Linked DNA regions of Homo sapiens: region 2 is linked to region 1. A link is an interaction called in ENCODE POLR2A ChIA-PET data of the cell type or tissue named here. Cell type or tissue: MCF 10A. All regions are shown on one strand. Links, peaks and the distances in the headings refer to the core of each region. The heading gives the core; the rest is flanking DNA.

What was found. Peaks named below come from ENCODE experiments on the same cell type or tissue, not always from the same donor. Only the 100,000 strongest peaks of a DNase experiment are listed, where the experiment ranks them.
Region 2: POLR2A ChIA-PET joins it to region 1 with 5 read pairs; 2 of 35 experiments call an interaction of 5 or more read pairs at or near these places.

What each region holds. Positions count from the first base shown.
Region 1 is chr12:38,277,391-38,293,191 of GRCh38, forward strand. No RefSeq gene overlaps it. Among named protein-coding and RNA genes, the nearest start is that of ALG10B, 31 kb to the right of the region's middle. In MCF 10A, for the core only: no CTCF peak of the experiment used is centred there; a DNase peak (open chromatin) is centred at 12,181.
Region 2 is chr12:38,163,263-38,179,063 of GRCh38, forward strand. LOC124902916 (a long non-coding RNA gene) reads left to right here and starts at 3,462. Exons shown (of 2, transcript XR_007063273.1): 1 at 3,462-3,626; 2 at 3,714-4,372. It also overlaps the pseudogene RNA5SP359. In MCF 10A, for the core only: no CTCF peak of the experiment used is centred there; a DNase peak (open chromatin) is centred at 12,489.

The sequences.
Region 1 (15,801 bases), core at 7,284-12,283:
ATGTATACATAGGTAACTAACCTGCACGTTGTGCACATGTACCCTAAAACTTAAAGTATAATAATAATAAAATAAAATAAAATAAAAATGAAAATAAAATAAGAGACATTAACCTCAAATATATCCTGGTGAAATCAACTTAAACTGCAATTTGACCATGAATAACAGAAAAGGCTCAGTAGCTATTTTGTAATTGCTATTTCAATATAGTTTCACTGATTTTCATATTTTGATTTTAGAAAATGTCTCCATTAGACTCCTTTCTTTATGTAAACAACTTTTTTGAAATAACTTCTCTTGTTTATATCTAAAAAGGTCAAGTTAAATTGAATGGAAATCAAAGTTTTCCATATCTATCTTCAAACTCAGAATGGAACAGGTTATAGTTGATCCTGGACACTCTGTCACAAAGAAATCACTTAAATCATCTTCTGAAGCCCATCGAGATGTGAATTAACCAGCTATTCCCAAGAGAGCTGATTACTGGCTTGTCAACTTCAAACACTTAATCAGCAATTTCTTGGGCTGACCCCTCTTAGACACCTAGAATCTAAGAAAATAAATATAAAAATAACAAAAGTTTTTTAAATGTGTCATATCTTAGCATCAATTAAGGAAAATATCAGCATATTTAATGCTGGACCTTTTGAAAGGTGTTGAATAGATTTAGTATCAAAATAAATTATTAATTTTGGAATAAAGAAATTCATGGCTATAATACCATTGAGAATTATACTGTGCTGTTTCCGTGCTGATCTTGTGTTTCCTGCCCTATTCCTCCATCTGGTCCTTTTTACACTATTCTATACAATTCTATCTACTATGTAATTATCTGCTGTGATCACAATCATAGTACAAAACGATATGAACTCCACTTATCCTGCGAGGCACAGAGGATCACACCCTGCTAAAGAAGAAACTTTGGAAAAGATAGGCCACATTGTTAAATAAAGGACATAGAAAAGGAGGACTTGGGTAATTTTGCAAATATTGAGATAAAATGTAATATTTATGATGCTATATAAAGCATTAATATTTGCAAGCTAATAGGAGATACATATAATAATCTGTTCATGCAATACTTGGCACATATTGCCTTTTGATTTGCTAGATAAATTCCTTTGCCTATATAAAAAGCAGATTGATAGAAAAATCAATGCTTACAATTCAGAATGTTTGTCCATAGGATTTTTATCTCATGGTTTATCTAGTATTATAACTCACTGTTTGTTCTGTGCATGGAGACTTAGTACATGTTGTGTGTCCTTCAACAGTCACACCTGTTTCTTACAGTTTTGAAAGATATCTCAATTTGAGGTGCATTTCCCTCAGGGTGAATCCACTACATTGCCTAAAATTTAAGTCAGACCATTTGAAACATACCATCTACATATAATGAACAAAAATCTATTTTCATGTATTTTAGCAGAAAAACAATAAGACAAAAAATTATTTGTAAACATATTAGGCTAATATCAAAATCTAAGGAGAATAAGAATAATGTACCAACTGGTCTACCTCCTGCACATTATGGCGGGTAGGCAAGAAGAATAAAGCACCTTATAAACACAATAGACATCCCAGGAGATCCTAAGGGTATGGTTAGGTATCCTATAAAGGAGAGCATTCTTAGAGAAAAAAAAAGTATTCCAAGCTGCAACCTGTGATCTACTTCCTGACTGAGCTTTCCTTACTCAGTTAGTCTATGTATGTAGAAGAGATTCAGTAGCTGTTTGTAGTCATTTGCTAGGGCTGCCTTAAGAAAATGCTACAGACTGGGTGGCTTAAACAAAAGATTAACGTTTTCACCATTCTGGAGAGTACGAATCTGAGACCAAGGTGTCAACTGGGTTGATTTATTCCAAGGCCTTACCCTTCAACCTGTGGGCAACCACCTTTCATCTGTGTGTTCATATGATCTTCTGTGGGTCTGTTTAATCTCCTTTTTTAATTTTTTTTTGAGACAGTGTCTTACTCACCCAGGCTGGAGTGCAGGAGTGCAGTGGCATGATCACAGCTCACTGCAGCCTTGACCACCTGAGCTCAAGTGATCCTCCCACCTCAGGCTCCCTAGTAGCTACGATAACAGGCATGTGCCACAATGCACAGCTAATTTTCTGTGTGTGTGTGTGTGTGTGTGTGTGTGTGTGTGTGTGTGTGTGTGTGTATTTTTTGTAGAGACAGGGTTGGTCTCAAACTTCTGGACTTAAGCGATCCACCTTCCTCAGCCTTCTAAAGAGCTCAGAATACAGGCGTGAGCCACCACAGCCAACCTCCTTTTAAGGACAACAGTCACATTGGATCACAGTGCACCCTAATTTTACCTTAATTATCTCTTTAAAGGCCCCATCTCCAAATACAGTCACATTCTTAGTACTGAGAGTTAGGGCTTCAACATATGAATTTGAGAGATAATATGGTTTGGCTGTTTCCCCACCCAAATCTCATCTTGAACTGTAGTTCCATAAGAGGCTTTTTCCCACTTTTCACTCTGCACTTCTCCTTCCTGCCATTATGTGAAGGAGGACGTATTTGTTTCCCCTTCCACCATGACTAAGTTTCCTGAGGTCTCCATAGCACTGCAGAACTGTGAGTCAATTAAACTTCTTTCCTTTGTAAGTTACCCAATCTCAGGCAGTCCTTTATAGCAGCATGAGAATGGATTAAGGGGAGACACTATTCGGCCCACAACATCATTCAATGTGATACCCCATCCTGATATTACACAGAAGCCATCCTGTCTATCACACACACAAACACACATGCACACACACACACACACACACACACATGAGTCTTTTAGGCTATTCAGCTATGTTTCACTCCAAGTTTTATAAATAGTACACATAGTATATACTACTATTAACAAGTAGTACATAGTAAATATTGAATGAAGAACACAACAAATTTGGTGAATGATTTTATTTCTTTCAGTAAGTATTTAATATTTTTGTTAATGTTTGTGAATTTCTCCCTCATTTGGTGAATGATTTTATTTCTTTCAGTAAGTATTTAATATTTTTGTTAATGTTTGTGAATTTCTCCATCATTGGATTGTTAACAAACTTGGAGAATTTGTGAAGTTGTAGAGAAAGCAAGATGAAACAGAGAATAATTATTATAATCATCATCTCAGCCATATTGAATTTACCCCCAAAACTAAATTACATTAAATATATAAGCCAAAACAAAACTGTTAATCTCCTCTTTCTCCAAAATTTGGCCTTACTTCTATCTTCCCCTTAGAAAACAGATCCACCACTTTTATTAAACCAAAAACCTGAGCTGTCCCTGAATCCTTTCATTCACAAAACACCCACATTCATTTTGTTAGCAAGTTTCACCAGCTCCACTTCCAAAATATATCCCAAATCAATTCACTTTACATCCACTTTACTGTCTCTTATTTCTACCACTCTTGTCCAGGCCACCATCTTTTATCACATGGATTATTCTAATAGCTCTCCCCACCTCTAAATGCCTTCTTTACTCAGGAGCTGAGGTAATCTGGCTAAATGTTAATCAGATAACATAACTCTCCTATTTAAAGCTTCCTAGTGTCTTAGAATTAAATCCATACACACTTAAAAAGAATATCATGACCTGGCCTCTGCCTACCTTGTAGGACTTACCTTCCACCACATGCTCCAATCATATTTTTCTTTCTATTACCTACTATGTAGGGTTTGCCTTAGAGTCTTAGTTTCTGACAGATAGAACAGGTCTACTAACTGTTCTCTTTGATTAGAAACTTCTTCTGTTTAATATGGGTATCACTGAAATGTCACCTCCTCCAAGAAGTCTTTCTTATTCTCGTCTCAAGTGGCCTCCAAATCACTCTCTATTACCCTATTTTAATTTTGTGTATAGTGCTTACAGTTGTCTAGTATTTTTCTTATTTATTTTTATTTTTTCTCTCTATGCCTTACATGAGAATTTTGACCTTGACTGTCTTGATTGATGCTTTAGCTCCAGAACATAAAAAAATGCATGATAGAGTGGTACTCAATAAATATTTATAAAATAAATGAGTTACCATCTGCTCTTTAGAATGACAACATGGGATTCTTGACCTTACATGATGGTCATCAAAATTCACCCTATAACTTTGTTTCTATAGCTGCTCTTAAGATTCCTGAGATCACTGAAAGAAATGAACAGGACCAATTGTGCTTATCTATTTCTTTTTACTCTTCAGTCAATGCTTTGCAACAAAGACAATGACTATGATATCTGACCCTCAGGAGCTCTGATGAGAATCTACTCTTGCCCAATTCACTAACCTAGTCACTAATGACTTTTGGCAGCACAGGCAAGAGCTCTAAAAGAAAGCAAAAATCAGGAAATTACTCCCAGCACATTTTGAATATTTATGAACTCCTGCTCATGGAAGTAACTATTAGTGGCTCAATGTCATGAAAAATAACTTTCTATACAAAACATAGGTAAAAATCAATTCCAAAATGGCATAAAATGCTTTTGCTATCTTGACTTCTTACAATCATATCTACTAGAAGTTTTTGACTACAGTATAATATTATATTAATAAGTTTGAGTTAGTGAGAGAGAGAAACTCATTGCTTTCTAATTCTATCAAATTCTGCACAGTTGCTTAGATTTACTCCTTTAGAGAATTGTAAGGAATCAACAGATTTTTTTTACTTTCCCTGGGGATAAAGTATGACAAACTTCATCAGACTAAGAGAAAATAGTGACCATACCCTCTCCAGTAATCACCAACTTCTTTTTGGGATATGGCAGAACATAAGGAACACTTTGAGAAGCAGGGAAAAATTAACTTTTAATGTATTTGGGCAACAACATTTAAGGTCATCTGAATTAGCCGGACATATTGTTCAAGGAACAGCTGGTGGTTTTTAATTAGTGCTTAGTTTAGAAGTACAAAGTTGAATGTGCCTTAGTTTTGTTGGTCCTTTTCGAACTGATAAATCATTTCCTGTCTGCAGTGAGTTGGTTTAGTTTTGTCTTACTATAGATATAACCGTGCATTTTTCTCCCAACTGAGCTATGGATCAATAAAAGTTTATAAAAATCTTTGTTTTTAGGCTTAAAATATGATCTTAAAGACTACACTGTAGACCACTCAGCTTTTATTGACTATCCTGCTGACATTTTTAGTAATGAATCCTCATCCATTTTTGGCTTTGCCTTTCTATTCCTTAGTCACAGTCCACGTCTCCCTTAAAGTGTTATTTCTTTTTCTAATTCCCCATTCCCCTCACCGACAGTCACGGTCACAGATCTTTTACCAGAAAACGTATGAGCTGAGAAACATTCTGTATTTATCACACAGATGCCAAAAGAATAGATATTCCTTGATAAGAAAAAACATTAAAGTGTCATTTTCTAAGAAGTTCTTGGATTATAAAGCCTAATATATATGTAAGAAAAATAATTTGTCATTATAGTTATTCATTAAAGCTTCCTTAGTCAAACAAGCATCATGAAATTTATAGATGATACTGAGTTATTTTGTTCAGTTATCCAGTTAGAAATTTGCTCCCCAAAGATGACTCTTCAGATTGCAAATACTAATTGGCTTTCAGTGGGTAACAGTGAGTATGCATAGTTACACATTTAAGTAAAGAAGCCAGGCAACTGGACTCCCCACTGCTTAACAATGGTCTTGTGTCTAATTCAAAAGTACTGCTTGACAGGAAAATCCTTATTGTCATGATTGCTCATGGTTGACCATGTTTTTCTAACAATGTTAGCTATTCACCTGAGGGCATCTTATTTCACACAAAGAGCAATGACTCACAGGAACTGGGAAGAAAAAGAAAACTGACCAATTTCCTGAATACCTCTCCTACTGCTATATAATTAGCATTTGGCTATATGTATCATTTTAGTTTTAGATGACATTTTAGGGAACACTATTAAATAATAACAGGTAGCTAAAAGGAGGTGGCCCGTAATCATGCTAAGAATAGAAGAGAAGTGTAATGCAAAGTCAAAAAGTTGAACAATTTGATTTGAAACCTGGCCCTGACATGTATTAACTATATTTCATTTTGAAAACTGCATAATCTGAGTTTTAATCTCCTGATTAGTAGATAGTAAGTATGCTTACTTTACTGAGTTCTTAAAATGATAAATGAAATAAATAAGGAATATATGGCATTTTGCAGAGTTTGTTTCACATTATATAAATAAGAATTTTCTATCATTATCATGTATGTTGAGTAACTTGATTAACAGTTCACCAAACCATTTCATCCTATGAGAAAGGAAACAGACATAGAGGATTAAATAATTTGTCCAGATTACAACTAGTTAGTAACAGCCAAAAATAAAAGCCATGTTTCTAAATTTCAGAGCTGTATTCTTTCCATAGCTATGACTCCTTCCTCTGACATTTCTGACATTGCTCCATGGAGTTAATCAGACAATTTAACTTTAGAGTTAGAATCGTCAATTAACTCACTGACAACCTCATGCAGCTGGTGAAGTGGGGGGTCATTCTGAAGAAGAAAGCGTTTATGTATTGAAATAAGGAGACATGGATAATCTGTTTTCATGATCAGAAGAACAGACTCGTTCCAGAAAATCAAAATGCTTTTAAATCAAGATGTTTTTAATGGATCCTATTTTTATGTTGTTGCCGTTTCTAAGGGAGGGTCTGGAAATCAGAAATGGTTGCTGTTGGCAGCTATGAGGATTGGGTGTGTAGCTGCTACTGACATTATAGGAGACAGAATAAGTTTTGTTAGGAAGAATAAATCCAGCTAGCTAGCACTGTAGCTAGCAATAATTATGTACATGTAGTGATAGTACACACATAACTGAAATGGATGTTTAATGATGTGCTAGCAAGTCAACTAAACCTTTTAATGGATCTTGTTATGGGTGAGTTGATATAAATGGGGATATCTTGAAGTAAAAGCAAGTAGAAGCAGCTCATAGAAAGGGATATTAATTATTTTCTTGTAGAGGGACATCTTTTTAGTCTTTTTCTCTTACCTCCTCTCCCCCCTCCCCACCGCCCACATACACATAAAAAAGTATTTCTAAAGGAAAGAAATAATATTTAGATTAGTATAAAAATAGCCCAGATATCACAGGTGAAGAGGAAAAATAACTAAGTAAATGACACAGAAAGTAACCATCAGAAAGCCAACGCAGGCAGCACAAAGAAAAACAATGAGTTTAGTGGCACAGAAAGAAAGAAATCCGAGTAGAGAGAAAGAAAGAAAGCCAAAGAGGCACAATAGTATAGTGAAGAATAGAAAGTAAGGACACTGGAGGAAAAAAAACAGATGACAATTAATGCTAGAGAGAGGAGACTGAGTTGAAAGCAGCAGCAGAACACCCAGATGGAAGCCAATCCGTGAGCTCATTTTAGAGCATCTTTCTCCTTCGGTCATAGTAACTCTCCTCCTTTATGCACCTTCTCTGCAAATACCTGAAATATGAGGTAGCTATGACCTGCCAGGTCCTCTTGTTAAGAGGTTCTCAAAATAGATATCTCATTTATGAAAAAAGCAGATTTCATATAGATGCTGAAGTTCCTAATATCAGCAGAATCCCATTATTTTTGGACATAGTTAAAAACAGAGAGGGAGCCCACCTGTTTCTGTAACGGTCAGTGAAGCTATTCAGATCACTCATGCCACGTCACAGAAATATATAGCTAGACAAACATTTTTAATTAAAAAAAATTAAATCTTTCATAAAAGCATTATGGAAAGGCAGTAAGGAAGAGCCAAGCCAAAAGTGAAGAGAAAACAAGGACCCAGACTGAGAGGCAAACACTGAAGCCACTTTTGCCCTGAGAGCATTTGCTGATAATATAAAATTAGACTCCTAGTTTTGTCCATTTTGTGAGGTGAGAGCAATGTAACTTAGAATTCAGAACCAGCATAAAATATATTTTAGCAGATTTAGATTTGAGCATCTCTACTCCAAGCTGGGATTCCCTAAAGGTTGTGCCATCAAGGTTAAGGAGAACAGAAATTGAGGCAGTTATTACATGGGGAATTTGATCCCAGGCTTAACTTTCTTGGATCAGGGAATTTCAAAACCTAAACTTGGTTTAAGAAGTTACTGACTAGTAATGTGCTTTGGTGCTTGACAGAACCAAATGATATCTCCTTTAGAGGAAGCTGTCTACATAATCACAAATCAATCTTGCAATTTTTCACATGCAATATTGAATATATATTCAACGATAATAGGGAACACAAGAAACTGGATTCTGTAAGTTCAAACGAGAACAAAAATGAAAGAATTCGAACCAAAGAGACTTGAAAAACTAGAATTATCAAATGCAGATGATAAAGCAACAATGTATACAAAGAAATAAATGTATTTGTTTGGCAGTCTTGAAATTTTAATTAATACATAACTATCATGAGAGCTCTTTTAACAAATTTAAGATGCAAGGAAAAAATAAAAAAGGAAATTAATTATTCCTAACATATATAAAGTAGCATGTATGAATATGTATATATTACAATGATTTAAAATGCAGTCCTGTTCCTGGAAAAATATTAACATAATATCTTTAGACAAATTACTTAGGAAAACAGCTTTAAATCAACAGGTTTTACTTATGGTATGGGAGGGTTGTTGGCGAGATATCTATACAACTGAGTATATATAGCAGTGAGAATGAAACAATGATCTAAATTTCTGTTAATAAAGATTGATAATTGGTCAGATATTTATTGCTTAAAGCCAAAATTCTAGCTATCTTTTTCTAAGGGTACCTTATTGAATTTTCTAAGGCTCACTTTTAAAAAGGGCATAAGTGGGAACTATGGATAGATATAGGGATAATTTTGGAATAAATATAATACAATCTTGAGCATGTAGAGACCCTCTAATTAGACAAGGGATCTGTCTACATGTAATGATAATTCTGTCTAGAGTCATGCTTCTTAAACTCTGAGACAGGATCCCACTCTGTCACCCAGGATGGAGTACAGTGGCATGATCATGGCTCACTGCAGCCTTAGCCTCCCAAGTTCAATTGATCCTCCTGTCTTAGCCTCCTGAGTAACTGGGACCATGGGTGTGCACCACCATGCTTGGCCAAATTTTTTATTATTTGTAGAGATAGAGGTCTCACCATGTTTCCCAAGCTGGTCTTGAATTCTTGGGCTTACACAATCCTCCCACGTTGGCCTCTCAAAGCGCTGAGATTACAGGTGTGAACCACTGCACTCAGTCTTTCTTATACTTTAATGTGTACATGAATCACCTGTGTATCTTGTTAAACTACAGATTTTAATTCATTAGGTCTGGAGTAAGCCTGAGAGTCTACATTTTCTAATGAGCTTCAGGTGACGCTGATGCTGGTGGTTTTGACTAACAAGCAATGGTTCTTCAACTTTAGTCTTCATTAGAATCGCCTAGAGGCTTCTTGAACTAGAGTTCTGGTCTCCACCCACAGAATTTTTGACTCAGTGGCTCTAAGTTGGAGCCTGAGTTTTCTTCATTTCTCAAAAAAAAAAAAAAATCCCTGGTAGCGCTAATACTGCTGGTCCAGGTGCTGGATTTTGAGATCCACCAATTTGTTGTATAGGATTTGAAACAGGCAATAGAAAATGCCAAAAACACACAACAAAGTAGCTTTGTTCATCATCCAAGGCTCAAGCCAATCAAGCTTCACTGGCGAAAGCACCACAAGGAGCCTGGGCTAATAAGCTCTGCCAGATATCTTGACTCCTAATTAGCTCTAGTGATTGCAAACATTCCATTGATATGCTGGGACACACTAGCTTCCTGAGCCTAGTCAGAAAAATGGTTTGAAGTTCAGGAATTAAACATAACTCTATTGGTATTATTTCATATGTACAAAAAACTTATAATCAACTAGTAGCCATTTTTACAGAAAAGGAGGGCCAGAGAGGTTGCTTGAGATCACACAGCCAGTGGCACAATTAAAATCAGCAAGGTCTCTATTACTATTGTGTAAAATGAAATACTATTCCACAGTACACGGTGATTCCATCCAAACCTTTTCTCCTTGAAGCAGATGTTCCTTGAAATGTAAGGTAACACTATGAGCTTGGGGAAGAGAAGTCACTCAATTCTTTTCTGAAAGTAATTAGGCAGAAGATTGGGAATTATTTACTGCCAAGGTATTTAAAACACCTCTATTAACAGAAAAAAAGGAGGGACAGGAAACTGGCTTTTATTGAGCAGCTATAATTTTCAGACCCTGTGCTACATACTCTCTCCAACAAATTTATGTTTGATCCTCATAACACAGTTTAAGGATGAAGACCTTGGACCTCAAAATTAAAGTCACTATTCCAAAGTCAAACACCTAAGAAAAAGAAGAGTTATTTATTCCATTTCTAAGGAATAGAACCCAATGTGCCATGCTCTTAGCAAGCAGAACATTGGAGGAGGTAATGAAATGGCCCCTCGGTAGAGAAGTAGTCCAGTGATTTAGAAGAAAGACTAAAGATTGACTGAGTCCATTACATCTACAGGACATACGTAAAATCAGCCCCACCCTTATATTGAACCTAGACACATATATTCAATCACTAAATTGTTTTATAAGGATGTACCCTAGAAATGCTGCACCAGAAATGGACAAAGTTGAAATTACCTTTCCTCGAAAACTAATTTATTCACTTGTAGGCCTTATTTTAGAAAATGGCAAAATCATTTTAAGCAATGCTGAAACCTGGGAGTCATCTTGACTCTTCCTTTTCCAAAACCACTACATCCACATCTGTCACTAATATCTTTCAACTCTACCTTCCCATGATATCTTAAAACATCTATTCCTCTCCATCTTTCTTCCCTTACCAGAATTTAAAAGTAATTAACTACCTTTTATCTTGACTATGAGAATATTTTGCTAACTGGCATTCTGTGGTATCAAAATATTTTCCTAAAAGTCACATGATCTGACCACCCCCTGGCCCCTCCACCCAGGATCCTCCCAAAAAACACCTTATGTAGTATATTCACCCTACCATGGTCCTGTTCCTGATGTTTTTCTCAGCCTTGATTCTCTACTCTCCACCAAGGTCACTGAATCATATTAGTTTCCTGAACACAAAATGCTATTTCACACTTTTTTGTCATGGCAAACCTGCCTGAAGGAGCACAAAATGTAGTTTATAGGTCCTAGATAAACAGCCTGTTATCCTCTGGAATAAAAAAAAAAAAAAATTAATCAGATGCAATGTCAGACTCACTTGAAAGATTTCCTAAGAAAACTTTTAGTCTCCCGAATGCCACAAACTACAGTCACGAATCCAAGCAGAGGTTCTCTGAGTGTTCCTTTTAATTTTTCTTTTACCTAATCAGAATACCTAATCAGAAAGGTTATCTGCAGTGTGCCATCGGTGCTGGAAGGGGTAGTAGGGTTTCAATAGCTCAGAAGATCCTCCAAACCTGTCAGGGTAGAAAATAAACACAAACCAAGTGCCTACTTTGGGCCAGGATCTCTTAATGCCTAAAATCTAAAGGAGGACTTACCAAAGTTTTATGTGCATAAGAATCACCTTCAGTCTTCTAGGATGGGGCTGAAGTTCTGAATTTTATTGCACTTAGAAGTGATGTTATTGGTGTCCGTCCACAGAGCACAATTTCAGTAGCAAGACTCTAGTCTATTACAACACATCCTGCTGACATGGCACTGGGTTTGAAATCCTCACAATTATTATTTCTTTGTAATACCCTGAGCAAAAGCTGGCCTGCAGCTGATGGCATACTATGCATGTTTAGACATATATTACCTATTCGGGCACCCCATAGGGACTACAGCAGCCATGAATGGGATGCATACACTTGGATTAAAGGAAACAAGGTGATAGGATGGCAAATTTTGCCTATAGAGAAAGTAAGGAGGCTAGAGATGCCTCAATGGTGGCAGTCTGAGGAATGCAAGGAAAAAAGGATGAGAAACACCAGTGACAAACATCTTCATGGTCATCATAACTATCATTTTGTGAATATCTGTTATGCGCCCAGGTGTGCACTTTTAAGATAGGCTTTGACTAAAACATATATGAATCATTTTCCTTTTCTGCTTCTATTTTGGCACAGAAAACATTTAGGATGTTGTAATATATGTAACGAACAAAAATTTTTCTTTGTCTTTTGAAGTTGAGCCATAGGCATAAAATATTGTTTTGTTTCAGAAATGACCTTCATCCACTGACCTGAGTCTAAGCATGAAATGCTGCTTCTCCAACTTGCTGGTTCATGTCTTCCTGGAGCAGATGTGTTGGCTATTTTTGCCCAAGGGCTAGGAGACTTTGATCCCAAGAAAACACGCACTTAAGGCATTTTATTTGTGCCCTGACTGGCCTGAAGCTGAGTCCCCTAGGGATGCTGTGCTGCATTCCTCATTTCCAGTGAAACAGATTAACTGAGATGTTTATGCCCCAATCTAACAAAGATCATCTTAGAGACGAATACAATCCTGTCCATGCTAATATATATTAGCATGGATATATTATATGTATATATATATATTATATATAGCATATATTATATATTATGTATAGTATATAATATATAGTATATATGATATAATATATATAGTATACACTATATATAGTATATACTATATATTATATATTGTATATGTTTTATATATATATATGTAACATTCCCAATATCTTTGTTAACAATTTCCAGAAAGCTTTCTAGAAAATCAAAGTCAGTGACAGTTATAGAGCCCTAGGAGAAGGCAATAAACTAACTTACTGGCCAGAGTATCTTCTAAATGTGTTTCCTGTCCCTTCAGCTACTACACAAATATTTAACAGGATCTGAGGCTGAACAAGACACTAAATCTATATCTGCATACTCGTTTACACATGTATAATCACAAAGGCTACATTTGCAAAATATATGACATATCAAATTTTCTACACAGTACATTTTGTATTAAAAGGCATAAAAATAGTCATTAAAATTGGATTCTCTAAAAACTGCAAGATAAAAGCCATCCTTGGCCGGGCGCAGTGGCTCACGCCTGTAATCCCAGCACTTTGGGAGGCCAAGGCAGGAGGATCACGAGGTCATGAGATGGAGACCATCCTGGCTAACAAGGTGAAACCCCATCTCTACTAAAAATACAAAAAAATTAGCCAGGCATGGTGGCGGGCGCCTGTAGTCCCAGCTACTCAGGAGGCTGAGGCAGGAGAATGGCGTGAACCCGGGAGGTGGAGCTTGCAGTGAGCCGAGATCCTGCCACTGCACTCCAGCCTGGGCGACTCAGTCTCAAAAAAAAAAAAAAAAAAAAAACAAAAACTATCCTTTGAAGTCTGTGTTACAAGGCTCTTCACCATTTTATTCTGGCTAACCTGTCACAACTCATCTCCTGACATGCATACTGGCCCCTCTTATAATGCTAAACTCCTGTAATATTGAGCTACCTGTTGTTTTATGAATGTTTCAGGCAATTTTATACCTTTGTCGTTTTTGTGTGACCTATTCCTTCTGCCTTTCTTCCTTTTTTTTTTTTATAGTAAACTCCTATTCATCCTTCTAAGTCCAGCTTAAATATCACTTCCTCCTGGCCGTCTGCTTCTTCTCCTGAATCAATCCATATTTGATCATGGTGCTATACTTTATATGTTCTTTTCTTATTATACTTATTACACAATATATTATAGCTATTTGTTTATATATCTGTCTCCTCTACAACCATGAGTAATTTATTTGTTTTCATCTTTGTAACTTTAGTACCTAATATGGTACTCAAAAATGCTTGTGAAATTGAAATTAAATTGAAGAACATAGAAGAAACTGCAGTAGAATCTAGTTCACTGTTGACCAAACACCTTTTAGAATGGAAAGAGATTTTAACAATCATGTAGTTCAGGGGTCGAATTATACAGATATGGAAACGAAGGCCTGGGGAGGTTTGTTGACTTGCTGAAGCTCATAGTTGGTTAATGGCATAGCCTGAATTAGAATTTGGTTCTAGGCCATACCAGTGCTGCCACAAGTTATTTTTCTTTTTGTTTGTTTGTTTGTTTTAGAGATGAGATCTCATTCTATTTCCTGGGCTGGAGTACAGTGGCATGATCATAGTTCACTGCATTCTTTAACTCCTGGGCTGAAGTTTTTTCCCTGCCTCAGCTTCCCGAGTAGCTAGAACTACAGGCACACACTGCCTCATCTGGCTAATATTTTTATTTCTTATAGAGATCGGGTCTCACTATGTTGACCAGGCTGGTCTCAAGCTCCTGGCCTCAAGTATCTCTCTCCTCAGCCTTTCAAAGTGTTGAGATTGCAGGCGTGAACCACTGTGCCCAGCTCACAAGTATTTTTTGAACATGTAAAACAAATACTGGACTATCTTGTATGAATCTGTCTGATGACATGCCTCACATGTTCATCGATCTGGTGCTATTATAGTATCTTTCCTTATGTAAGCAATAAGCATAATTCCGTTATGTCTGTGTTTTCCTCATGTGAAAAGAAGCTGGTAACAATAATTTTAGTTTTATCTTGAATAAATAATGCCATGGGACATTCAATTGTACACTATGCCTCCCTTTCACTTAAAGTGGCCAAATTCATAAACCCATAAATATATTCATTATGGAAAACATTTTCCCCCTCTTATTCAATGCTGTACTATTTTTCTATTCTATCAATTATAGAATGATGGAGAAATTGGCCACATACTAATTCCTCAATTGTAGGAGTCCATAGTAATGTCCCACTCACAGTCTTTAACTCTTTAACTCAGCATAGGCAGGGCAGGAGAGATGGGTGATACTGAAAGGCCAGAGTCAGCAAGGTTTTCTCTTTCCCTAAAGAACCAGGTGCATGGAAGTAAAAGGAAAGGAAAGACTCTGACAATACACTTCCACCTGTTCTTCACCCACCTTGAGTTGATGCAACCTCAAACAATGATAACAACGGGCTGAAATCTATGGAACCAGAAAACTAATTCCGAGTCTTAGAGTCTCTAGTCATGTGCATGAAGTGGCTCCCTGATTTTCCAATTTTTCTCACTTATAAAATAGAAAATTTGAACAATAATAATTCAAAAAAAGATGGCATATGGAAGAGGTATTATGCTAAGCACTTGGTGGATATTACTTTATTTAAAAGTAATAAATACTTGTTTATTATTATTTACTTGTTCATATTATTTTCTTCATTTTACACATGTATGCTAAAGATATGTTAGAGATATGGTTCAAGTCCCGGCTTGTCTAAGTCCAAAACCCACCTTCTTAACTACCTTTTGATACATTCTCCAAAATTGTATGATCTAATAAAACTTGAAAATCAGCCTGAATGTATATGAAGTGACATAACAAAGAAACTCATTAGTATTCTACCTTCTGGGGAAGTAGTCACCCCTTTCACTCTGCACACTAGTTTCATACAAATTAGATCAGACAAACATGCTAAATAGCACACAGGAATATGTACAGCCCACAGCTCTGCTCAACAGCATCTGGCTGCCTCTGAGAGAAAGAAGTGAGCTTTCAGTCTCTAGCAATAAGTCTTGTACTGTGCAAGTGTAATCTTAAATTATCCATTTTACCTTCTGTAAATCCCAATTTTGTTTCAAAAATCAAGACAATCTACATCAACCCACTCTGTTACAAAGAGGAAAGGATAAGCACATACATGTGTAATCAAAGCCCATCCCCATACACTGATGTGGCATTTAAATGAAGAAGCATAGAGACAGAAAGGACAGTAGCAGTCATTGAGCCTAAGCTTTAGAAGAAAAATGGACAACCCAAGATTGTCCTTAAGTTTTAAATATGGCTTAACCCAAGATTGGCTTAAGTTTTAAATATGTATACAACAATCAATTGCTGCTTC
Region 2 (15,801 bases), core at 9,932-14,931, 110 kb before region 1:
GGTGGTGCTGCAGCGGTGGACTCCCACGAGGAGGTCCCAGGCTGCTTCGGGGCTGCAGGTGACGGTAAAAGCGGGAGCAGAATTAGGGGAAGGTCGTGAAGCACGGCGACAAAAGGTGGAAAGAGGGAGGGCGAAGCCAAACCCTACAGCACCCAGCATTCCCAGGCGGCCTCCCATCCGAGTACTAACCAGGACCGACCCTGCTTAACTTCCGAGGTCAGATGAGATCGGGCAGGGTGATATGGCTGTAGGCGCTGGCAGTGGCGCCTGGATGCCGCAAGAGCCCGGCACTGCCACGCCCGCCGGACTCCAGGCATCATCGCCACCCCGGGGCTGCGGGGCTTGGATCCGGGATCCCCGAGCCGGCCGAGCTGCTCTCTCCCTCTATTCCCCCGAGCACTGCTGGCCACCACTCTGTGCCTTCCTCCTGCCTCCCAGAGCCTCCCTCCGTCGCCGGCTGCCGGGCCACGCGCAGGACCGCCATGGTGCCGCCCTGCTGTTGCTCTGGGGCGCCAGAGGCCTCCGTCCCCTGCCCAGGCTTAGGGGTCTACGGGCGATCTCCCTTCTGGCGATGCTCCAGGCCTTCACCCGGCTCCCGAGCTTCCACAACATCAGGCCCGCTCAGGACGGGTGTGCTCATCCCTTCACTTTTTAACTTTTTGTTGTTTCTATTTATATTTTTTTGTACTATGTCTTGAAACGTTCTTGTAGTTATTACTCTTGATTGGTTTATTATTTAGTCTTCCTACATAGAATGAGTTTACACACCACAGCTATAGTGTTATAATATTCTGTTTTGTTTTGTATAGTTACTATTATCGATGACGATTTTTTTACCTTCAGTTGATTATTTATTGCTCATTAATGTCCTTCCTGACTGAAGTACTCCCTTTAGCATTCCTTGTAGGACAGGTGTGGTATTGAAATCCTTCAGCTTTTGTTTGTCTGGAAAAGTCAGTATTCTTTTTATTTGAAGAACATTTTCACTGTATATGCTATCCTAAGGTAAAGGTTCTTTTCCTTTAGTGCTTTAAATATTTATTGCTTCTTTCTCCTGGCCGATAGGGTTTCCAATGTAAAGTCTGCTGCCAGATGTGTTGGAGCTCCCCTGTATGTTATTTGCTTCTTTTCTTTTACTTTTGTAGAACTTTTCTTTTCTTTGACTTTTTGAAGATTGGTTATTGAATGCTTTGAAGTAGTCTTTTTTGGGTTAAATCTGCTTAATGTTCTATAACATTTTTTAGTTGGATTTGGATATCTTTCTCTAGGTTTGGAAAGTTTTCTGTTATTATCCCTTTAAATAAATTTTTCTACCCCTGTCTCTTTCTCTACATCTTCTTTAAAACCAATAACTCTTAGACCTGTCTTTGTGAGGCTATTTTCTAGATCCTGTAGGCATTATTTGTTGTTTTTATTCTTTTTCTTTTGTCTCAAGCCTGTCTTCAAGTTCACTATTTCTTCTGCTTGATCCATTCTGCTATTAAATGGCTCTAATGCATTATTCAGCATGCCAATTGCATTTTTCAGCTCCTGAATTTTTGCTTAATTTGTTGTAACTATTTCAATCTCTTTGTTGAGTTTAGCTGATAAAATTTGGAATTTCTTTACTTTGTTATCTTAAATTTCTGAGTTTTTTTTTTTTTTAATACAGCTATTTTGAATTCTGTCTGAAAGATTACATATCTCTTTTTCTCCAGGATTTGTCCCTGGTGCCTTGTTTAGTTCACTTGGTGAGGTCATATTTTCTTGGATGGTGTTGTTAGTAGATGTTCTTCAGTGTCTGGACATTAAAATTTTGGCATGCAGCATCATATAAGAGGTTAAAAAAAAGAATTTTTTTTTTTTAAAAGGTGAGTATTTATTGTAGTATTCATTGTCTGGGCTTATTCATAGCCATCTTTCTTGGGAAGGATTTCCACATATTTGAAAAGGCTTGTGTTGTGATCTAAGCCATACCTGCTTTGGGAGGCACCTTATACCCAATAATTCTGTAATTCTTGCAGACTTATAGAAGTACCACCTTGACAGTCTTGGACAAGATCCAGGAGAATTTTCTGGATTACTAGCCAGAGACCCTTGTTCTCTAACCTTATTTTCCCTCAAAGATACAGTAGTCTTTCTCTATATTCTAAGCCACCTAAAATTGGGAGTAGAATGACACAAACACCCCTGGCCACCACCACTATGACTGCCCTGGATCAGATCTAAAGCTAGCACAGCACTGGGTCTTGCTCAAGTTCTGCCGCATGCACTTTCTGATGACTACCTATGTTCACTCAAGGCCTTTGGTCTCTACAATTAGCAGGTGGCAAAGCCAGCTACATCTGGGTTCTTTCCTTCAGGGCACCTGACATTCTATTGCATTCCAGCGGAGCTAGCATTGAAATCACAAGACACAGTCCTTCCTATTCCTCCTTTCCTTTTCCAAAGGCAGAGTAACTACCAGCAACCCAGGACACAAGGAATACTGCCAGGCTACCACCAATGTTCCTTTAAGGCCCAAAGCCTCTTTTCAGGTTGTGATGAATGTTGCCTGGCCTGGGACTTGCCATTTTCAGGCCAGTGGGCTCCCCACTGGCCCTGGGCAGGTTCATACATGCCAACCAAGAATCAAGTCCTAGAATCAGGGATTCCAAAAGCTTTCTTGGTGCTCTACGCTCCTCTGGCCTTGCTGGTACTTAAGTGGCAAGACGAAGTCCCCTTTACTTTTCCCTCTGCTTTTCCCAAGCAAAGGGAGTTTTGCCCTTTAGCCACCACAGCTTGTAATGAGCTGAGTCTCACCTAAATCTAGTAAGTCTATGAGGCTCACCCAAGGCTCTTGATATAGTACCTGGGTATGGCTGCTTGTTATTCAGGGCCCAAAAGTTGTTAAGTTTGCAGGTGATAAATGCTGCCAGCACTGGGTTCTTTCCTTTAAGGCAGCAGGTTTCCTTCTGGCCTGGGTGTGTCTAGGAATGTCCAGGAGCCAGAGCCTGGAAAGGAGGCCTCAGGACTCTGACCAGTGAGCTATCTTGCTGTGGCTGAGCTGGTAGCCAGGATGGAAAACAAAGTCCTCCCTAATCTTTTCCTCCTCTCCTCAAGCAGAAGGATGGTGTCCCTTTTGGAGCCATGAGCTGTGCAGACTGGTATTAGGGGAGTGATAGTGCCAGAACTCCTTTGGCTGCCCCAGCTGCTGTCTCAGTATGTTGCATGCCCTCCCTACCCCAGTTTACTGTTCCTGGGCCCAGATCAGCCCTAGGCCTCACCTAAGATTTGCAGTCCTGATGGCCTATGCTGCCTTTCAAATTTTCTTAGATACACAGAGCGCTGGAGCCCTCAGTTGCCAGGTTTCCAAACGCTCAAGTTCCAACCACTGGAATCTGATTCCCCTCTGGCTAGGGCTGGTTTAAATGATCCCTCTGTGGATGGGCATTGACTGCATTCGGTCTGGTTTTCCTTTCTGCTCTAACAGGACAGCACAGGGTTCGATGCCTCACAATTGCTGTGTTCTCCCTCCTGCAGAGCCCAGAGTTGATCTCTGCACCACTCTATCACTGCTGGGGGTGAGGAAATGGTGGAACCGGTGATTCAGGACTGTTTTTTCTCTCTTCTCAGTGCCTCTTTCAGTGATATGAAGTTAAAACCAGGTATTTTGAGTACTCACCTGATTTTTGGTTCTTATGAAAGTATTTTCTATGTAGATATTAATAGTTGTTCATCTGGTGTCCTTGCAGGATGGAAGATCAGTGGAGCCTTCTTTCTGCCATCTTGCTTTACCCTCACACCCAAGAATCAGAATGCAGAACTTTTAATCAGAAAAGCATTCAGAACTCAGGAAGGACATGGAAGACATCCTGGTTCTCCACGTTTAACATTGGACTGTTTCTTCAACTTAGGTGCATAGCACTGACACTAATCAGGGATTATCACCGATAATTTGACTTGGACTATGGAGTTCATTCAAATACTTTATCTAGACAATTTAAGTACTGGCTTATTTGTCATGAAAATCTGACAAAGTAATTTCTTGGTATTCAGTTGATTTTTACTCTGTTTGGGTTAGCAGTTTATAAACCAGTCAGTCTCTTCATTAAAGTTCTGGGAATTCTTACTCGTTCAAATGATATGATTCTAAAGTTCTCAAAAATCTGTATTCTAGAATTCTTCTCAGGACCTTTTCCCTCCTTTCATGAAACTCCTTAAAGATACAGTATTCTATAATTTTGCAAGCTTGTACAGTTTTCAGAAACTGCCTCAGAATTAAGCAATTTACAGTGGAAATGTTTTTAAATTGTCATAGACACAATTGACAAGAAAATTTTATTATTTACAGGCGTGAGCCACCACACCCAGCCTCTGAAGTTAATTTAATAAAATTTTATGAATAAATTTATCAAATGTGTCATCTTTTAATCCCAGATCTTTGTGAACCTATGCTTTGCATTTCCCCCAGCTTTCTATATTTACCTAGTTTTATCTATTTTTTACTTGTACAATTTGAAACCTTTAAGTAACTTCAAACAAAAAAAAATTAAAACATATGTTTACGCCTTTATAAGTTTTCTCATCAAAAGTATATCTTCACAAGCCTGTAATCCCAGCACTTTGGGAGGCCAAGGCGGGTGCATCACTTGAGGTCAGGGGTTCGAGGCCAGCCTGGCCAACATAGTGAAACCCCGTCTCTACTAAAAATACAAAAATTAGCCCGGCATGGTGGTGAGGACCTGTAATCCCAGCTACTTGGGAGGCTGAGGCAGGTGAATCACTTGAACTCGGGAGGTGGAGGTTGCAGTGAGCTGAGATCATGCCACTGCATGCCAGCCTGGGCAACAGAACAGGACTCGGTCTAAAAATAAATAATAAAAAAAGAAGGATATCTTGCTTTTTTATACACTCTGTATACAGAATTGTTTCTCTCATATCTAGTAATTAAGTCTTAGTAACCCCAATTTTCAGTGAAAATCCTAAAAAGTGATTTTCTATTGTCTTACAACAGTATTTTTAGATAAAAACCATTTTATAATTTTGAAGAAATATAGTTCTTCAAATTATTGTTTATTAACAGAACTAAAGATATTTAAGTTTTCTATACCATATACAAGTAATATGTCATGGTATATAGAACTAATTTTTAATGGTGAATATTTCATTATTTTAGCTTACAAATGACTCAAGACATTTTATAATTATCTATTACTTAATTTAACATGAAGTTAAGGTTTTAAATTACTGAACAGAATTTTGGAACTGTGACACAGGTAGCATCCCTAATGTCTTCCCTCAGTAATTCTAGGTCCCAAGTAGCCACATGGCACCCAGGAAAACTATGAAGATCACGGCCTGCCTGAGTCCATTAGGACTAAAGACAGTGCTGTGAAGGCTATACCTGGAGGAACCAATCCTTCCTAAAATAGGCAGGAAGCAAAATAGGAAAAGCATAGAAAGAAGGGGCCAATTGGGCTTGATTCTGGCTTGTAACTGCTGGTCTAGACACTGAGAACATGTCTCCAGACTTCATCGTGGACACCTATCAAGACCCCCTGAATCCAGAAACTCTCAACAAAAGACATAGGCTCACAGTTAAATCAAGCAAGTATCTAATTATATTTAACTGATAATTGTAAAGCTATTTCTATTTTACTAACGATTTAAGAACTAGCTTTATTTACAAAATATCACATACACGTAACACATATAGACATAAAAACACACAGGAGCAGATCTTATAGCTTTCATAAAGGATTTTAAATTTTTTTTATTTTAGGTTCAGGGGTACATGTGAAGGTTTGTTACATAGATAAACTCGTATCACAGGGGCTTGTTATACAGATTATTTTATAAACCAGGTATTAAGCCTGGTACCGCATAGTTATCTTTTCTGTTGCTCTCCCTCCTCCCACCCTCCCCCATCAAGTAGACCCCAATGTCTGTTGTTTCCTTCTTTGTGTGCATAAGTTCTCATTATTTCGCTCCCTCTTATAAGTGAGAACACATAGTTGCATAGTATTCCATGGTGCATATGTGTGTTCTGTGTGGGAAATGTGTGAGGAGAGAAGAAAAGAAACACACAATACTTTTAAGGGTAAACAGACTTTATCCCGAGTATATGGCAATACAGATATAATAAGCAAATCATCTAATAAACCAATGATATAATAAACAAATTGCAATGGGAAGGGGAGAAGGGAAAAGACATGTATATAATAAATATACATATATGTTTGTGTGTGTATGTATGATGCGTGTGTGTGTGTGTGTGTGTATATATATATATATATATATATATATATATATATAAAATACATGTGTATATATATATAGTCACCAGATGATGAAGGATTCATCACCAGATGGGGAAGCAACTACCTGGGCTCCAGAGTTGGCCACTAGTCTGTGCACAGATGAACAGAGGTCCCATGAAACTTCAGCACGGTCTGGGAAACTAGCTCTTTTTGTAACAAGTTGTTCGACATGAGGCCCAGTCATGAGGGCCCTTCTTGACTGGGCTCAAGGAATTCAAAATGGTCATCAAAAGCATATCTTCACAAGCCTGTATTTCCAACACTTTGGGAGGCCAAGGCTGGTGCATCACTTGAGGTCAGGGGTTCGAGACCAGCCTGGCCAACATGGTAAAACCCCATCTCTATTAAAAATACAAAAATTAGCCCAGCGTGGTGGTGCAATTGTTTTTGCAATTGTCTGTTGTTTTTCAATAACTATTTCTCTGAAACAGTGCTGAATGAATGCCTCAAGGGGCTCACACAACTCGTTCCAGGTCTTAGTGACCATTTTTTAAAAATTTATTTTATTATTATTATACTTTAAGTTTTAGGGTACATGTGCACAACGTGACCATTGGTTGTGTCCATGTTCAATTGAGTTCAAATTTAATGTTTAACTTTTCCTCCATAATGTCTCACATTATCTTTATTCAGTCTGTCATCAATGGGCATTTAGGTTGATTCCATGTCTTTACCACTGTAATAGTGCTGCAATAAACATGTATGTGCTTGTGTCTTTATGATAGAACAATTTATATACATCTGGGTATATGCCCAGTAATGAGATTGCTGGGTCAAGTGATGGTTCTGCTTTTAGCTCTTTCGAGGAATTACCATACTGCTTTCCACAATGGTGGAACCAGTGTACTCTCCAACCAACAGTGTATGTGTTGTCTTTCTCCACAACCTTGCCAGCATCTGTTATTTTTTGACTTTTTAATAGTAGACATTCTGACTGGTGCAAGATGGTGTCTCACTGTGCCTTTGATTTGCATTTCTCTAATGATCAGTGATATTGAGCTTTGTATTCTATGGTTGTTGGTCACATGTATATATTCTTTTGAAAAGTGTTCATGTCTTTTGCCAACTTTTTAAATTATTTTTTATTTCCATAGGTTTTGGGGCAACAGGTGGTATTTGGTAACATTAGTAAGTTCTTTATCGGTGATTTGTAAAATTTTGGTACATCCATCACCTCATCAGTATACACTGAACCCAATTTGTAGCCTTTTATCCCTCGCCCCCTTTACCCCTTTCCCCGTGAGTCCCCAAAGTCCACTGTGTTATTCTTATGCCTTTGCATCCTTATAGCTTAGCTCCCTAAGTGAGAATATATGATGTTTGGTTTTCCATTCCTGAGTTACTTCACTTAAATTAATAGTCTTCAATCCCATCCAGGTTGCTGCAATTGCTATTAATTCATTTCTTTTTATGGCTGAATAGTATTCCATCCTACATATATACCACAGTTTCTTTATCCACTCATTGACTGATGGGCATTTGGATTGGTTCTACATCTTTGCAACTGCAAATTGTGCTGCTATAAATACGTGTGTGCAGGTATCTTTTTTGCATAATAACTTCTTTTTTCCTCTGGGTACACAGCCAGTAGTGGGATTGAGGGATCAAATGGTACTTCTACTTTTAGTTCTTTAAGGAATCTCCACACTGTTTTCCATAGTGATTGTTCTACTTTACGTTCCCACCAGCAGTGTAGAAGTGTTCCCTTTTCACCACATTCACACCAACATCTATTATGTTTTTATTTTTTGATTATGACCATTCTTGTGGGAGTAAGGTGGTATCGCATCATGGTTGTAATTTGCATTTCCCTGATTATTAGTGATGTTGAGCATTTTTTTCATATGTTTTTTGGCTATTTGTATATCTTCTAAGAATTGTGTATGACCATACTGCCAAAAGCAATCTACAAATTCAATGCAATTGCCATCAAAATACCACTATCATTCTTCACATAACTACAAACAACAATTCTAAAATTCATATGGAACCAAAAAAGAGCCTGCATAGCCAAAGCAATACTAAGCAAAAAGAACAAATCAGAAGGCATCACATTACCTGATTTCAAACTATATCATAAGACCATAATCACAAAAACAGCATGGTTCTTGTATAAAAATAGGCACATAGACAAATGGAACATAATAGAGAACCCAGAAATTAATCCAAATATTTACAGCCATCTGATCTTTCACAAAGCAAACAAAAACAAAGTGGGGAAAGTACACCCTACTCAACAAATCGTGCTGGGATAATTGGCAAGCCACATGTAGGAGATTGAAACTAGATCATCATATCTCATCTTGTACAAAAATCAACATGAGACAGATCAAGAACTTAAATCTAAGACCTGAAACTATAAAAATTCTAGAAGATGACATCGAAAAAAACCTTCTAGACATTGGCTTAGGCAAGGATTTCATGACCAAGAACCCAAAAGCAAATGCAAGAAAAACAAAGATAAATAGATGGGATTTAATTAAACTAAAGGCTTTTTCACAACAAAAGGAACAGTCAGGAGAGTAAACAGACAATCCATAGAATGGGAGAAAATCTTCACAATCTGTATATCTGACAAAGGACTAATATCCAGAATCTACAACAAGCTCAAACAAATTAGCAAGAAAAAAACAAACAATCCCAAAAAAAAGTAGGCGAAGGACATGAATAGACAATTCTTTGGCCACTTTTTATTAGGGTTGTTATTCTCTTGTAAATTTATTTAAGTTCCCTATGTTGAATATTAGACTCAGATACATAGTTTGTAAATATGTTTTCTTATTCTGTAGGTTTTCTCTTCACTCTATCGATAATTTCTTTTGCTGAGCAGAAGCTATTAAGTTTAATCAGATCCCACTTGTCAATATTTGCATTTGTTGTAATTGTTTTTGGCAACTTTATCATGAAATCTTTGCCTATTTTTATGTCCAGGATGGTATTGCCTAGGTTATCTTCCAGGACTTTTATAGTTCTGGGTTTTACATTTAAGTATTTAATCCATCTTGAGTTGATTTTTGTATATAGTGTAAGGAAGAAGTCCAGCTTCAATCTTCTGCATATGGCTAGGCAGTTATCCTAGCACCATTTAGCACCATTTAGCACCATTTATTGAATAGGGAGACTTTTCCTTATTGCTTGTTTTTGCCAGCTTTGTCAAACATTATATAGTTGGAGGTGTGTGGTCTTATTTCTGGGATCTCTACTCTGTTCCATTGGTGTGTGTGTCTGTTTTTGTACCAGTACCATGCTGTTTTAGTTACAGTAGTGCTATAGCATGGTTTGAAGTCAGGTAATGTGATGCCTCAAGCTTTGTTCTTTTTGCTTAGGATTGCCTTGGCTACTTAGATTCTTTCTTGGTTCCATATAAATTTTTAAATAGATTTTCTAGTTTCGTGAAGCATGTCATTTGTACTTTAATAGGAATAGCTTTGAGCAGCATGGCCATTTAAATGATATTAGTTCTTTCTGTCCATTAACATGGAATAATTTTTCATTTGTTTGCGTCTTATCTGACTTCTTTGAGTAGTGTTTTGTAATTTTTTTTTTTTTTTTTTTTTGAGACGGAGTCTAGCTCTGTAATTTTCATTGTAGAGATCTTTCACCTCCCTGGTTAGCTGTATTCCTAGGTATTTTATTCTTTTTGTGGAAATTGTGAATAAAATTGCCTTTCTGATTTGTCTCTCAGTTTGGCTCTTCTTGGTATATAGGAATGCTGGCAAATTTTGTACGTTGATTTTGTATACTGAAACCATGTGGAAGTTGTTTATCAGCTTAAGGAACATTTTGGGTCACAAGTATAGGGTTTAGATAGAGAATTATGTTGTCTGCAAACAGAGGTAGTTGGACATCTCTTTCTATTTAAATACCCTATATTTCTTTTTTTTTTTAATACCCTTTATTTCTTTCTCTTGTCTGATTGCTCCAGCAAAGATTTCTAATACTACGTTGAATAGGAGTGGTGAGAGAGGGCATCCTTGTCTTGTGTGGGTTTCCAGGAGAATGCTTCCAGATTTTGCCCATTTAGTATAATGTTGGCTGTGAGTTTGTCATAGGTGGCCTTTATTATTTTGAGGTATGTTCCTTCAATACCTCATTTATTGAGAGTTTTTAACATGAAACATGTTGAATTCTACTGAAAGCCTTTTCAGCATCGATTGAGACAATCATGTGGTTCTTGTCTTTAGTTTTATTTATGTTATGAATCACATTTTATTGATTTGCCCATGATGGACCAACCTTCCATTCCAGGGGAGAAGCCTATGTTACTGTGGTGGTGAATTACCCTTTTGATGTGCTGCTGGATTCGGTTTGCAAGGATTTTGTTGTGGATTATTGAATGGATGTTCATCAAGGATACCGGCCTGAAGCTTTCCTTTTTTGTTGTGTCACTGCCAGGCTTTGTTATCAGGATGATGCTGGCCTCGTAGAACAAGTTGGGAAGAAGTCCCTCCTCCACTATTACTTGAAATAGTTTTAGTAGGAATGGTACTAGCTTTTCTTTGTACATCTGTTAAAACCTTACTGTTAATCTCTCAGGTTCTGGGCTTTTTTTTTCTTGGTTGTTAGGCTGTTTATTACTGATTCAATTTTTGGAGCTCATTATTGGTTTGTTCAGAGACTGAGTTTCTTCCTGGTTCAGTCTTGAGAGGGTGTATGTGTCCAGGAATTTATTTGTCTCTTCTAGGGCTTCTAGTTTGTGTAGAGTTGTTCGTAGTAGTTGTTCATAGTAGAGTTGTTCATAGAGTAGTTGTTGATTGTTATTTTTATTTCTGTGGGGTCAGTGGTAACATTACCTTCATCATTTATAATTGTGTTTACTTGAGTCTTCTCTCTTTTCTTCTTTATTAGTCTAGTGACTATCTTATTAATTTTTTCAAAAAACTTTGATTAAGTGATCATTTGAACAGTTTTTTATGTCTCAATTTCTTTCAATTCAGCTCTTATTTTAGTTATTTCTTGTCTTCTGCAAACTTTGTGGTTGATTTCTTCTTGCTTTTCTAATTCTTTCAGTTGTGATGTTAGGTTGTTAATATGAGATCTTTCTAACTTTTTGATGTGGGCATTACTTCTTACACCCTACCCTAACTTTTCTCCTTCTCCTAGAAAACTTGGAACCATGCTTTCTAAACCAATTCAAACTTTCTCAGTGAATCAACCTGATCTCCCTGAGGCAAAGTTAGCAATTTTCCATTACACATGTTTCTCTTTCTCTGTAATAATATCTAATGCAACAATTTAAGTGTTTCATTCCCTCCTGGATATGCAGGGAACTCCTTTTGGCTGAGACCAAGACTTAAAACTTTGTTCTTTCAATATTAATGAAGATCTATTTAGAAAGTCTCCATTTTTACAGAAAAGATATATAAATACCAATGAAAATAAATATAAAATTATATGACATACAATTATATTGTGGAAAGATTGAATATATAAGTGAAGTAAGCTCTAAGAAAAAAAAAGATGATATAAAATGATACATAAATGAAAAACCTGGGCTGCTATAGCATAATTTATGTACGAGTAAAGTGTGTACATTGTAGAAGTGGCAGGAAAACTGCATACAGAGTGAGACCTGACCAAAAGCTTCAAGAAAGGTCAGATCTCTGTATGGAGATTGGTAGGGGAGAAAAGGAGAGTCCAGAAAAATATAAATTGTTTGATCTATATCCTTAAAAGAGATTAAAGTGGACTCAGGAAAACATGGTCCACTTTAGGAGGAGGACACATGTTCCATGCTGGCCAAACCTCAGAGCATCCCTACCTTCTCCAGGAGGAAAGGGGAGGAAAAGGAGCAGGCAGACAGCAGTATGGCTAGGTCAGCACAGGGCACCCAGGCCAAGCCAGGTGGGCTCCATTGTACAGGCAGTGAGGAGCCACTGCAGGGTGGGCTTTATTCATTATTTTGTTTTCTTTAGTAACTAAGACACATGATCAAAGTTGACCTTTTTAAGTATTGCTGCAGCTGAACACAGGATGGATAAAATCGGTGTTTAAAAAATTATGTTGTATAGAACACTAGCCCCAGTGAGATGTTAGTGGAACACACAGGCGCACACGCACACACGCACACGCACAAATGCACACACTCACACTGAGCCCAGATTATTCTGGCCAATGCTGAGGTAAGTAAACTAAAAGAAACATCTTTAGTGCTGGACACCTCAGAACCTGGAGTGTGATTATATGACTCATAAAACAGCAAGGTTAAGACAGAGCATGTGATTTTTTTTTTCCAGAAATGTTGAAACACTTTTGTTTCCTTGGCTTCACTGTCACCTTCTTCCTCCTAGTTCCCCAGCAACCTCTTTGGCTGCTCCTTCTTGGTTTCCATCTTGACAACCTGCTGCTGCTCACCCATTCTCTATTCATTCCCCATGGATTTCTCAGGTGTGTTTCTATTCCTGCAGATCTTTCCTTGTTTTTCCTGACGCCTCTCCTTGTCTGACCCTCCCCAGTTCTAAGGCACATATTCCAGCTGTGTGCGATTTGGCATCCTGGGATGCTCCCAGAGTGTTTTCTGCCATACTCCATCAGGTTTTCTCCCCTAGACTCTGTGAGGGCAGCAGCCTTGTCTCCACTGTGGCTTCAATACTCAGCACATAACACAGAAGCTGATTCCACATTTCCTGGACCAACTGAGACTAAATTTATGTTCCTCCAGATCTTAAAAAGTTACAATAATAAACATAGCACAGTAGTCAAAAAAAGTCTCTTCAGTCAGGAGTTCTCCATATATGCACAATAGTTTGAAGTCATTATGAGGCAAAGTTAAACAGAAACTATCACAAAGTTCCCTAAGATAAATTATTTTGCTTTAATCTTCAATTCCTCATGTGAGATAATCAAGACCATGTGTTATTGTAAATATTTGTAGCTTACAACATAACAACCTGATTTTTATTGTTTGAAATAACCAAAATATAAATCAGTTAACTAAAAAATGCACAAATAATCCTTTCAAATAAAATTCTGCCTAAATTTTACATTATTCATATGTTCAAATGATAATGAGCTCATAGGCTTTTCCAGTACCTCAGTCAAAACATTGTACTGATTCCAGCTATGGGAATAGTATGTGAGAGTTATGTTACAGATGTGGAAAAGGTACATACGTGACATTGGCCTTTGCACTACTTTGCCCTTTTGGGTCAGGAAAAAGCTGTTCCCTTAAAATTCTAAAATCTCTTCTGTCAGGTCTGAAGGGTAGGTGGGAAACACTGTTTTTAAAATTTTAGCCACAGATGTTTTATTCCTTGCTGAAAGCAGTGAATAGATAAAGGCCACCAGAAGAGCCTCTAATGTTGCATCAGAAGTGTGCCTGAGAGCACTTCCTGAAACACTGCCTTATCTCTGCCTAAAATCACCTTAGGTAGGAAAGTCAAAACTTAGCAGGCTGAGGAAATCCAAGGGGATCACTGAGCTCTGAGGCTTATGGGAGAAGAGAGAGAGGTCTAAGACTTTTTGTGTATAAATTTATGGGTTACATGTTTACTCTGTGTCTGGCTTGTTTCACTTACAATAATGGCCTCCAGTTCCATCCATGTGTCTCCAGAAGTTATGATTTTATTTTTTATGCCTGAATAGTATTTCATTGTGTATATTTTCTACATTTTCTTTCTCCAATCATCTGTTGATGGACATTTAGTTTGATTTATATCAGTTCTACTGTGAATAGTGTTGCAACAAACATACAAGTACAGGTATCTTTCTGATACATTGATTACTTTTCCTTTTTGTAGATACCCAGTGGTGGAGTTGCTGGATCAGATAGAGCCAATTGATGATCAGTAATGGTGGCCAATGATCAACTAGAAACAAAATACTTAGCAGGGCCTGAAAACACCAAAACTCTGAGACAACTGACCTTCAAAAACTTCAACCGCCATGAGTGAAATATCCAAACACATTTATCCACCATTCAAAGACCCTTTATTGCCTGTCCTCTGTGCATCTCAGAATTCTCTTTTTACCACACTGTCTATATACTGCATTAGCCATTTATATGAAACTCCAAGGCATCTTATACTACATATTCAACCATGTATCCCTAGTACCTAGCACAGTCCTGGCATATAGTTTGCTACTAAACATTTGCAGAATTAAGTAATTATCTTGTATCCAGTTTCCAAGTTTTAAGGTGATTTCTCACTAACAATAAAGTATTACAGTTCACAAATAATCTACTTCCTTTTTTACAAATGGGATAGATTTTAATCTTATCCCCTAATAACATTATTTTCATTTACTTCCAACTAAATATACTGTCCTAAGACAGCAATAAGAAAGAGCGCTAAAGCTGGAGCATGAAGAATTGTACATGGTCCACACTGTGGCCTGACGTGCACTGCTCACCTGAGCTTCATCTGTTTGGTATGTCAGGGAAGGTAAACAGGGTGAGAGTGGCCTCAACAGAGGACCCCAGATCTCTGGCTTCCCCATCTGGCAAGTACACCTCTGTGAATAAAGTCTTCAGAGCCAGATGACAAGAATGGCCCAAGCAGTCCACCAGGGAAACCTGGACCCAGTGTACATCAATGCAGAGCATCAAGCACAACGTAACAGGTGTACAGTTGCCTGTTCCTGTTCAGAGATAACTGCATCACACACACTGTAAAATGAAGAAGTGCAGAGAAGCAGATGTAACTGGAGAAGACAGCAGGAGCAAGGAGGGACAACCACGACCTAGGAAAGCACCATGCCAGAGACACCTGGACCCCACACTAGGCTCAGTGCCCTTCATACTCTTGGGACCCAGTGCTTACCCTCTCCATCATTTGGCAAACTTGGCATTTTTTGTTGATTAAAATAATGTTTTTAGTGTTCACCTTTCCTAGGAGACAGACAGATCCTGTGACACTACAGCTTCTGGCACACAGTAGGTGCATCACAAACATCTGCTGAGTTCACACACTCTTGCCTTCTCAAACTTTCTTGTCAAGTCTTCAGTGAAAAGGAATTACTAATTGAGCAAGAATTAAACTTCTAGAGACTCTTGGATCCACTGAAGTTTGAGACAAGGTGAAATTTGTTTACTGCCGTATTCCTAGCTCATAGCAAACTGTAGTCATTTAATACATGTTTGTTAAATAAGTGAGTGAATTGATTCGTATATCTTACTTAGCAATATGTTTTCTGAGTAAAGTTGATAAATGTAATAGTTTACTTCTGGTATAATTTTACTTTACTTATTCAACAAACCTGAAAATTCAACTAGGTGGCAGGCACACCGCTGTTTAATAAAAAGAGGTATAAGATGCAATTTTTCTACATGAAAGCCACAGTCTAAAAAGTAGAAACATATGAACAAATTGTAACAATAAATTGGCTAAATTCAAATTAGAGGGGTTTGTTTCTATTTTAAACAGGAAGTGTTAGAAAGTTCTAAAGAGGAAATATTTCAACACACCATCTAAGCATGAAGCAGAAGCCACTCATAATTGAGTTTGCTACCACCAACCTCAACAGCAAGAATTCCAATCCTGCTGCTACAAATTAAGTGTCACTCTGATTTTATTACTGC